Regions from separate parts of the Homo sapiens genome. Here region 1 is linked to region 2. The links are chromatin contacts, found by Hi-C in ENCODE. All regions are on one chromosome and are shown on one strand. The core of a region is the stretch at or near the end of the contact, and the rest is flanking DNA. Distances in the headings are between cores, read along the strand shown. Region 1 holds the start of TMEM209 (transmembrane protein 209). Region 2 holds the start of SND1-DT (SND1 divergent transcript).

Region 1 (4,447 bases), core at 1,618-4,117, 2.6 Mb after region 2:
TTTCAACCCTAAAAGTGTTTGCTGTCCAGGACTAACAACCAGACTTGTTGGTGCCACAGTATATTTGAAATATCTCCAAAAATCAAATAAGGCATTAAGGCTGAAGAGAGATGCAAGGGCAAGCTCTGGAAGAGAACAATTTTTTTTTAATAAGGGGGGTGAGGAGGGCATCTATTGGAGAACACAAAAACCCTCTATACTTAGCAAACTAAAATTACCTTCTTATTCCTCATAAAAACTATAATTTAATGAATGTTATGTGTAGGGTGGCTGGGCATGGTGGCTCACACCCATAATTGCAGCACTCTGGGAGGCTGAGGCGAGTGGATCACCTGAGGTCGGGAGTTTGAGACCAGCCTGGCCAACATAGTGAAACCCCATCTCTACTAAAAATATAAAAATTAGCCAGGTGTGGTGACGCACACCTGTAGTCTCAGCTACTTGGGAGGCTGAGGCAGGAGAATTGCTTGAACCTGGGAGGTGGAGGTTGCAGTGAGCTGAGATTGTGCCACTGTACTCCAGCCTGGGTGACAGAGTGAGACTCCTTCTCAAAAAAAAAAAAAATTATGTGTAGGTAATTTACTAGTGAGTTTCAAAATAGCACTAATCCTAGCAACCCTGTACAATAAATATTTTCACCTTCATTTTAAATATAAACCAACATTATTCAGAAGCCAAGTGACTCTTACAAGAGTAGAGAGTTAGTTAGTGAAGCCATGATTCTAACTGAGGTCTGCTGATTGCAAATCCCTTGCTCTCCCAACTTGGCACACTATCTCCCTGTGAAAGACTTTAATGTGTATAGACTATGAAATTTACTTTAACATCCATAAAGACTCTTTATACCCAATGACTATGGAAGAGCAGACAAGAAGAGAGGAAAGAATGTGAAAACTGAGGAAGGCATCAATGGAGCAGAAATCTGGGCTGGTCTTGAAAAGTAAAAAGGTAGAGACACAGAAAGCGCATTTCAGGAGAGTAATAAAAACAAATCTCACTAACCTCTAAACTTATTTTTCTTCACAGAACTCATAATTACCTGAAGTGTTATTAATCTGATTGTCTAACAGAATGTTCCTTTCATAATAGCAGGGATTTACCTTGCTCCCTTTCTGCTGTATTCCCAGTTTTTACAACCCAGCAGGCAGTCAAATACTTGTTGAATAAGGAAATGTATACTAAGCTGAATTAAACCTGAAGGCAGTTTTTTATTGGTAAATGTAAGTTACAGTGAAAATTACTTACTTACCAATATACCAGAGGGGCCAGTATGTCACATTGTAGTATGAACTAATCAATTTTCCAGTCCTGAAAAAAAATTAGAAAGGCTTTCCAGTGAACCTAAAAACACCAAAAATCAAAAACAAACACAAAAACCTGTGGAACCAGCCACTGGCTTCTTAAAGTTTCACTTTTTTTGGACTGATTCACTTACATTTCAGTATATATCATTCCAGCCATAGATACATTTAGGAGTCCCCAGGCTAAGACCACTTTCCTAGCCTCTGTTTCTTTTCTCATCTTGATGGTTCTGTCAATAAGGGAAGCACTAGGGTGTGCCTCCCCCTGCATCTATGAAAAAACAAAAAGCACAGGAATTAACCAGAAGAAACTATTGCTCCATTTAAAAACCAAATTTTGCATCCCTTATAAAGGTAACTGAAACCGCATATACCTTCTCTCATCTTTAAAATGTTTTATCAAAACTTCTTCCATTTTAATATCAGTATATGAAAAGGGAACCCAAAATTATATGTAACTTAATTGGCATCACAGTGTAATCAACAGAGAAGTGGCTGGTTATTTATCTATTTATTTGTTTTGAGACGGAGTCTTGCTGTCTCCCAGGCTAGAATGCAGTGGCGCGATCTCGACTCACTGCAACCTCCGCCTCCCGGGTTCAAGCGATTCTCCTGCCTCAGACTCCCGAGTAGCTGGGATTACAGACGCCCGCCACCGCGTCCGACTGATTTTTGTATTTTTAGTAGAGACGGGATTTCAACATTTTGGCCAGGCTGGTCTCGAACTCCTGACCTTGTGATCCACCCGCCTCGGCCTCCCAAAGTGTTGGGATTACAGGCGTGAGCCACCGCGCCCAGCCGTGGCTGGTTATTTAAGAACAATTTAATACTTCCAATACATAAAAATGTCTTATTTTGTAATTTAAGGGTTATGTCTAGAAATACTTTGTATTTTGTCTTTGGGGTATGTTACACGGACTAGGCAAAAGGCTAACTTCAGAAACTCAAAATGTCAAGTTTTGGGAGACTATATTCCATATCTGCTGTAAGTCATAAAGACTGTTGTACATCCTCATGCAGACGCCATTACTATCTCAACAACTCTGCACTTGGACAGCTGTACTCCAGGGCTCTCCCTTTTGTGTGTGGATAAAGGACAAGGATCCAAGTTTTAGAAGGGCACGTACTTATGATGGGGTGGTGAGCGGAGTAAGAGGGAGAGAGGGGAAAACGTGCATTGTTTTGGTCCACATTTGGGATTTATAATTCCTCCTTTCTTCAGCTAGGCTCAACTCTTACAGACCGTGCAAAACTTGTTCCAGCGACAAGCAGTCGTATCCCACAGAGGACAGAGCAATAGCTTTCGCGCCACTCAGCCCCCGCGTCCCAATTTCCCAGTCCAGAGCTTCCCTCCCCGGCTCCTGGGCACGAACTTCAGCAACCCTATTGCTTCTTTCTTCCCTTCCCCTAGAGAGGCGGAACGCCTAGCCACATCCCCCTTGGCTGAACCCAGGACAGATCAGCAGGCGCGGAACTCCCACAACCCGCGTAGATTCCAAGACAGGAAGCACAAACACGACCCCGAAAACGCACCATGTCCTCTGGCCGGAAAACGCAGGCTCGCGCCACTCTCTCTGGGCATGCGCAAAGCCAAGCTCAAGCGGGAGGCCACCGGCAAGCGGCTCTAAAGTTACCGGAAGAACTAGGTAGTCTCTTCTCGCGAGAAAGGGAGGGGTCGCAGGCCCAGGCGCTCGGAGCGTTACCAGGGAAACAGGTCTCGGTTTTGCGGCTCCCACTCAGCTGCGGGAGAAAGCTAAGCAGCAAAATTCAGACCAGGCTCTGAACCCGCAGTAAAAAGTAATAATTGTAACAAGCTGAATTTTGTATCTATTAATATAATTTTAGCTTCCCTAGGGCATTTATGGACTCACATGTGTAAACTGATTAAGTAGGGCGGCTCACCGTAGGATAGAGTGGCGTGATAAAGTGGCCAGACACCATCAGTGACAAAGCATTTCTTTCCCCTGTGTTAAAGTATCTATGTCAAGAGTCCTGACCCCATGTAATTTTTTTTTTGGTAGAGACAGGGTTTCGCCATGTTGGCCAGTCTGGTCTCGATTTCCTAACCTCAAGGGATCCGCCCGCCTCAGCCTCCCAAACGCCTGCTGGCCTCCCACCGCCTTTTGGGATTACAGGCGTGGCCCACCGCGCCCGGCCTAAATTCTTAATCTGTTTAATAGGGTGCAGCAATAACAAGCACACCCAAAATTTGTTTTATTGAAGTTGCTAGTGGTTTTGAGGTTAAAAATAATAACACATTTTCGTATGTATTTTTTGGAAGAGCTGCTCATCCTGAGGAAAAGGTTGAGCTTTGTTTTATTTAGCACAAATACCTACAAGTGTGCCGCTGAGCCAGGCGCACGGATATAGAAAATAAGACCTTCCTGGTTATTACCCAGAGGAGCTCAACCCCAGCGGAGGCCCACAGATGCATTTCGGTGGCAGGTGAGGTGGATGCAGTGCTCCCCAAGGAGGCGCATCCAGCCCAGCCCCAGCTCTCGCGAGCTTCCTGGAGGAGATGACGCGTTAGAGTCCACAGCCAGAAACCCAGGGCCTGGGGACTTGTTCTGAAGTGTGCCTCCTAATAAAAACATTAAGCCATGCCACAGTAAGCTAGTGGATTACATCATGTATGTCCAATGGCCAAAGTTTTTCCTAAAATGATCCTAAGATTAATACCACGTGGTATTGTATATTAATGAAAATCGGCAGGTATGCTGTGCTCTTGAAGAGCTGTTAAGTTTTATCATTTTTAGATTGCTTTAGCAGCAATGTTGTTTTGCTCTAGTTTTAGATTTAGAGATGAACTAACTGGAAAATTGTTCAAAGTGAAAGGGCTCAAGGTGCAATCAAAATTAGAATACCGGCCGGGCGCGGTGGCTCACGCCTGTAATCCCAACACTTTGGGAGGCCGAGGCGGGCGGATCACGAGGTCAGGAGATGGAGACCAGCCTGGCCAAGACGCTGAAACCCTGTCTCTACTAAAAAGACAAAAAATTAGTAGGGCGTGGTGGCATGCGCCTGTAATCCCAATTACTCTGGAGGCTGAGGCAGGAGAATCACTTGAGCCTGGGAAGCCGAGGTTGCGGTGAGCCAAGATGGTGCCACTGCATTCCAGTCTGGGCGACAGAGTGAGACCCTGCTAA
Region 2 (4,402 bases), core at 1,529-4,028:
AGCCCCTGACTGTGACAATGACACACCGCTACCCTGAAAGATGCTCTGAAGAAAAAACAGGATAAAGCACACGGCCCCCAGTGTCTCTTGCCTGAGTCAATGTAGTCCATAAAAGATAAATGACCTTAGTCCTTGCCTTTCCCTGCACATAAGATAACATCTGACAGAGTTAGTGGTTCTGCTTCTAACATGTATAACCAAATGTACTTTAGAGATCTATAACCAGATGTACTCTTAACACCCAAGCTTTGATGTGATTTTGCATGTACTGAACCTCCACCTCCTATATATAAGCAATGGGCTGAAACACTGTGCAGGAGCAGTCTGACAACCGCTCCTGGGCTATATGTAGTCCTTGGGCCTCAGTAAGACTTCTGGATAAAACTAACTTTAATTCTTTAAAAGCTTGATTTTTTTTTCTTTAGTTGACAGTAACAAGGGATAAGAGAGGAATGAGAAGGAAGATAAGATTTTAGATTCAGTGGTGGGAAATTGAAGGAGTTCTTGATGATTTTTTCTCCCAAGTAGGAGGCCTTATCACTTTCAGAGTGTGGGAAACAGTGGAGTCAGTTAAAACAAACTCAATAGAGTTCAAGGCTGAACTGACTGAATAAAGAGAAGAAATTCCAGGCACCGTGTGAGGGCCCATTAATTAATTCACTGTGGCACCAACCTGCAGAATTGAGTGTTTTCTCCAGGTAAGTGGTAGGTTTGAAGAAAGTAGAGAGCTATAGAGGGCCTAGAGTTGAGGTTTTGACAGGTGGGCCCAGTGAAAGACAATGGGAATTACAGATGAAGATATTGGTAGGAAAGGGGCTAAAATGATGGACAGTGCATGGAGTCTAGCCAAGGATCCAGGAGAAGGCAGAGGGGAGCTGGTAAAGCAAGGGTAGTGAGTTCAGGGACTTTAAATTCTAGTTAACGCTTGTCCTCTGTTGTCTCTCACTTGCTCTGATGGAAACCAGCTGTTATGTTGTGAGTTGCCCTATGGAGAGACCCATGTAGAAGGAAACTGAACCACTGAAAAACTGAGGCTCTTAGTCCAACATCTTGAGGAACTGAATTCTGTCAGCAACTATGAGTGAGCTTGGGAAGCAATCTACCTTCAGTCAGAGGAGGACCTTCAGATGAGACCACAGTCCCCTTCCCAACTCCCCTTGACACCTTGACTGCAGCTTTATAAGAGAAGACCTGGAGGAAAAGGCAGGCACCCACCCCAGATTCCTTACCCACAAAAACTGTGAGATAAATGCTTATTGTTTTCTTTAGTATTTAAGTTTTGGGGCAAATTGTTATGTAACTAATACAAGATATAAGATAATTAACTGAATGAGAAGGGAGAGAGGACAGCAGTTATGATCAAAGACAAAGTGTTTGAGTTTACAATCGTACCTATGAAGTTATGGTGTTTTATCTGTCTGGAGAACGTCCTAAATTGGTGCAGAGGTCAAGTTTACTGAAGATGAGATCAAGGAGCAAAGAGGTCAGGGTATGGGATAAGTCATGCTCGTAGATATTGAAGTATTTCAGGATTATTGGCTGAAGACCGTGCACCAAGTGTTAACAATTTCAATGAATGACACGGTAGAAATAGGGGTACGGTAGATAAAAAGCCACGAGATAGAGAGGGGTATAATCTGATGGAACCAACTTCCACAGAGGTTTTTTTTTTTTTTTTTTTTTTTTTTGGAAAAGGGTGGCAAATTAGGGATCTAAGAAGGTGACCTCAAAACTTAACCCTGGGATATGTTTAGTGTGGGAGAATAAACTTACAATCTTTTAAGAGAGCAAGGGGCCATGCACTGTGGTTAATGCATGTAATACCAGCACTTTAGGAGGCCGAGGTAGGAGTATAGCTTGAGCCCAGGAGACCAGCCTGGGCAACATAGTGAAATCTCAGCTCTACAAAAAAAAAATTAGCTGGGCGTGGTAGCGCGGACCCGTGGTACCAGCTCCAGCTACACCGGAGACTGAGGCAGGAGGATCGCTTGAGCCTGGGAGTGTCAAGGCTGCAGTGAGCCGTGATCGTGCCCCCGCACTCCAGCCTGAGCGACAGAGCGAGACTTTGTCTCAAAAAAGCCACAAAACCAAAGAAACAAAAAGAACTGCAAGGGAAGTACTGTCTTCAGTGTAGAGCCAAGTTTTACGATTAAATGACATAACACATGCAAGGTCCTTGGTTCCACATAGTGGGCACTCAACGAATATTAGTTCTCGCTAAACAGTCACTTAAATATTTGTAGGCCTTGGCTTTCCCGTTCCTTCCCCGACCTTTTTACTGGGGCTAGGGAAGGTATCCGGTGGCTGGAGGCGCTTCACACTGGGTCGGGTGAGAGCGTGAAGCGAGCCTTTTCCCTAACGTCACGGGAGCAGCTGGGAAGAGACCGAAGAACGAGGGTCACTCTCCCCTGTATACGTGGCATGTCCTTCCTCTGAGACATTTATTCCTCCCACCAACAAACATTAATGGAACGCCTCACAAGTGCTAGACCCCAGCGACACAAACAAGGGCGAGGCACACTCTCTGACTACAAAAAGGGCGCGCGGCCGCGTGGCAGGTCAAAGCCCACATCGGTAGGAGGTTCCACAAAGCTCTGATTTTCCAAGTTCTCTCCATACTTTTAGCCAAGGTAAAATGTCGGAAGTCGAGTGGAGCGGGTACGGAGATTCCTCCAGGACTCTGCCTGCGTGGCTCCACCCTCCCAGGCCGCATTCCCGGGTACAGCGGCGCCCACCTAGGTGGGTATACAAGTGTGCGCCCCTGAGGCCAGCGGGGAAGGACGTCATGGGCGAGGTCAGGCGGGAGGGCGCGGCTGGCTCCGCCCCTGGGGCTCCCATGGCCCCCCGCGCCCCGCGGCCAGATGCTGACGTGTCCTTTCCTTCCCACTACACCTCCCGACATTACCTACTCCGGCTGCCCCGGAAGTCCCGCCCCATATTTAGCCCATCCTTGCAAATCAACTCTTTCAGCGCTTCCTGGAACTCACCACCGTTTTGGGGACCAAGAGGCGGGGCTCCGCGAGCAGGGTGCCTATTGGCCTGAGGGCCGGCGGGCTCTGGGCGCTAATTGGGCGGAGGGCGGTGGCGCTCTGGCACGCTTGCGCGGCGAGTAGAACGTGTGGCGGCGGCGGAGATCGCGTCTCTTTCGCTCCGTGTCCCGCTGCTGCTCCTGTGAGCGCCCGGCGAGTCCGTCCCGTCCACCGTCCGCAGCTGGTAGCCAGCCTGCCCCTCGCCTCGACTCCCTTTCACCAACACCGACACCCACATTGACACCTCCAGTCCGGCCAGCCGCTCCACTCGTTGCCTTTGCATCTCCACACATGGCGTCCTCCGCGCAGAGCGGCGGCTCCTCCGGGGGACCCGCGGTCCCCACCGTGCAGCGGGGCATCATCAAGATGGTGAGAACGGGCCCCGGACACCGACCCCTCTGCCTGCCTTCGGGCGGGAGTCAGGCATTGACTCCACCTTCCGCCAGCCTGCTCCATGTCCCAGATCCCCTTTCCTCTGCCCCCTTCCTCACTTTTCGTCGATTCTCCGAATCCTCTCACTAGACGGAAGCAGACACGGAGTCCCCTTGTTCCTTGCCTCCCGGACACCTTGACATCAGGGGTCACAGTGATTTCCGAGGTTGCGGCATTCGGATCTCCTGTCTGTTTACCAGGACAGATCGATTACTGATTGATTAACAGAGACAATTCGTTGATATCTGTCCTCCCATCCCCCGTCTTTCTGTTCATTTTGACATATGCTGAGTAGTTAGTAGTTTTTCGAGATCCTGACATCGGCTCTTCTCTACTAGTACTTGGCCATCATGAAACTTTTCTGTTCCCACAAACGCTGTTACTTGACTCCCAAGTTTTCTCACTCTGTGGCCCTCTTTTCCTCTCTTTCCCTCCACCTCTTGTGTCGACCTGAAAGCTCCTGATCTTTGTGTACTTTTGACTTCTAAAAGGTTAGGCCGGCAAGAATCTTAGTAATCATCATTGTTCTCCCGTCCCTTAAAGATAAGGAGATAGGCTTGAAGAAGGCAAGTGACTTGCTTAAGGTCACATGGTGGTTTGGGTTGGAGCCATAGCAAGAGCCCAAGTGTTCGGATTCCTGGTCTAGTGCTCATAGCACTATAGATTCTGCCTGATTTTATATACCCTCAACTTTTTGAAAATTCTTCAATTTTGAATTTGAACCTGCAAAGTTTATTTTTACAATTTACTCCTAGCTCCATGATAATTTGATAATATAAATTCAGTTTATCACTTGCCCCCAGTTGTCCTCCCCAAAACCCTTCCAAATCTTGGAACCTGACATTTCTTGGTTTTACCAATTTTCTGGTTTATGATGACTGTAAACTTCTAGATGTCGTTTCATACTGCAGTTCTGACATTTGTATCTGCAACAGCAAATA

What was found. Hi-C counts contacts between places; a loop is a spot of excess contacts on that map. Pooled maps may share reads with other maps.
Region 1: a map of naive thymus-derived CD4-positive, alpha-beta T cell shows a loop between it and region 2 (8-fold over the local background). The contact joins the promoter of TMEM209 here to the promoter of SND1-DT in region 2. A Hi-C loop is called at or near these places in 1 of 168 maps with a recorded cell type or tissue (naive thymus-derived CD4-positive, alpha-beta T cell), 1 of 37 single-sample maps with no recorded cell type and 6 of 50 pooled maps.

What each region holds. Positions count from the first base shown.
Region 1 is chr7:130,202,539-130,206,985 of GRCh38, forward strand. TMEM209 (transmembrane protein 209) reads right to left here and starts at 2,868. Exons shown (of 15, transcript NM_032842.4): 1 at 2,835-2,868; 2 at 1,436-1,572; 3 at 1,250-1,308; 4 at 1-125. The coding sequence starts at 2,837. It also overlaps a transcript of SSMEM1 not described here. RefSeq lists a silencer at 1,351-1,645 and enhancers at 2,307-3,106, 2,783-2,962, 3,023-3,132.
Region 2 is chr7:127,649,054-127,653,455 of GRCh38, forward strand. It overlaps SND1-DT (SND1 divergent transcript), which reads right to left and starts at 2,779. Exons shown (of 2, transcript NR_186577.1): 1 at 2,620-2,779. It overlaps SND1 (staphylococcal nuclease and tudor domain containing 1), which reads left to right and starts at 3,141. Exons shown (of 24, transcript NM_014390.4): 1 at 3,141-3,398. The coding sequence starts at 3,321. RefSeq lists a silencer at 2,690-2,939 and enhancers at 2,737-3,355, 3,180-3,359.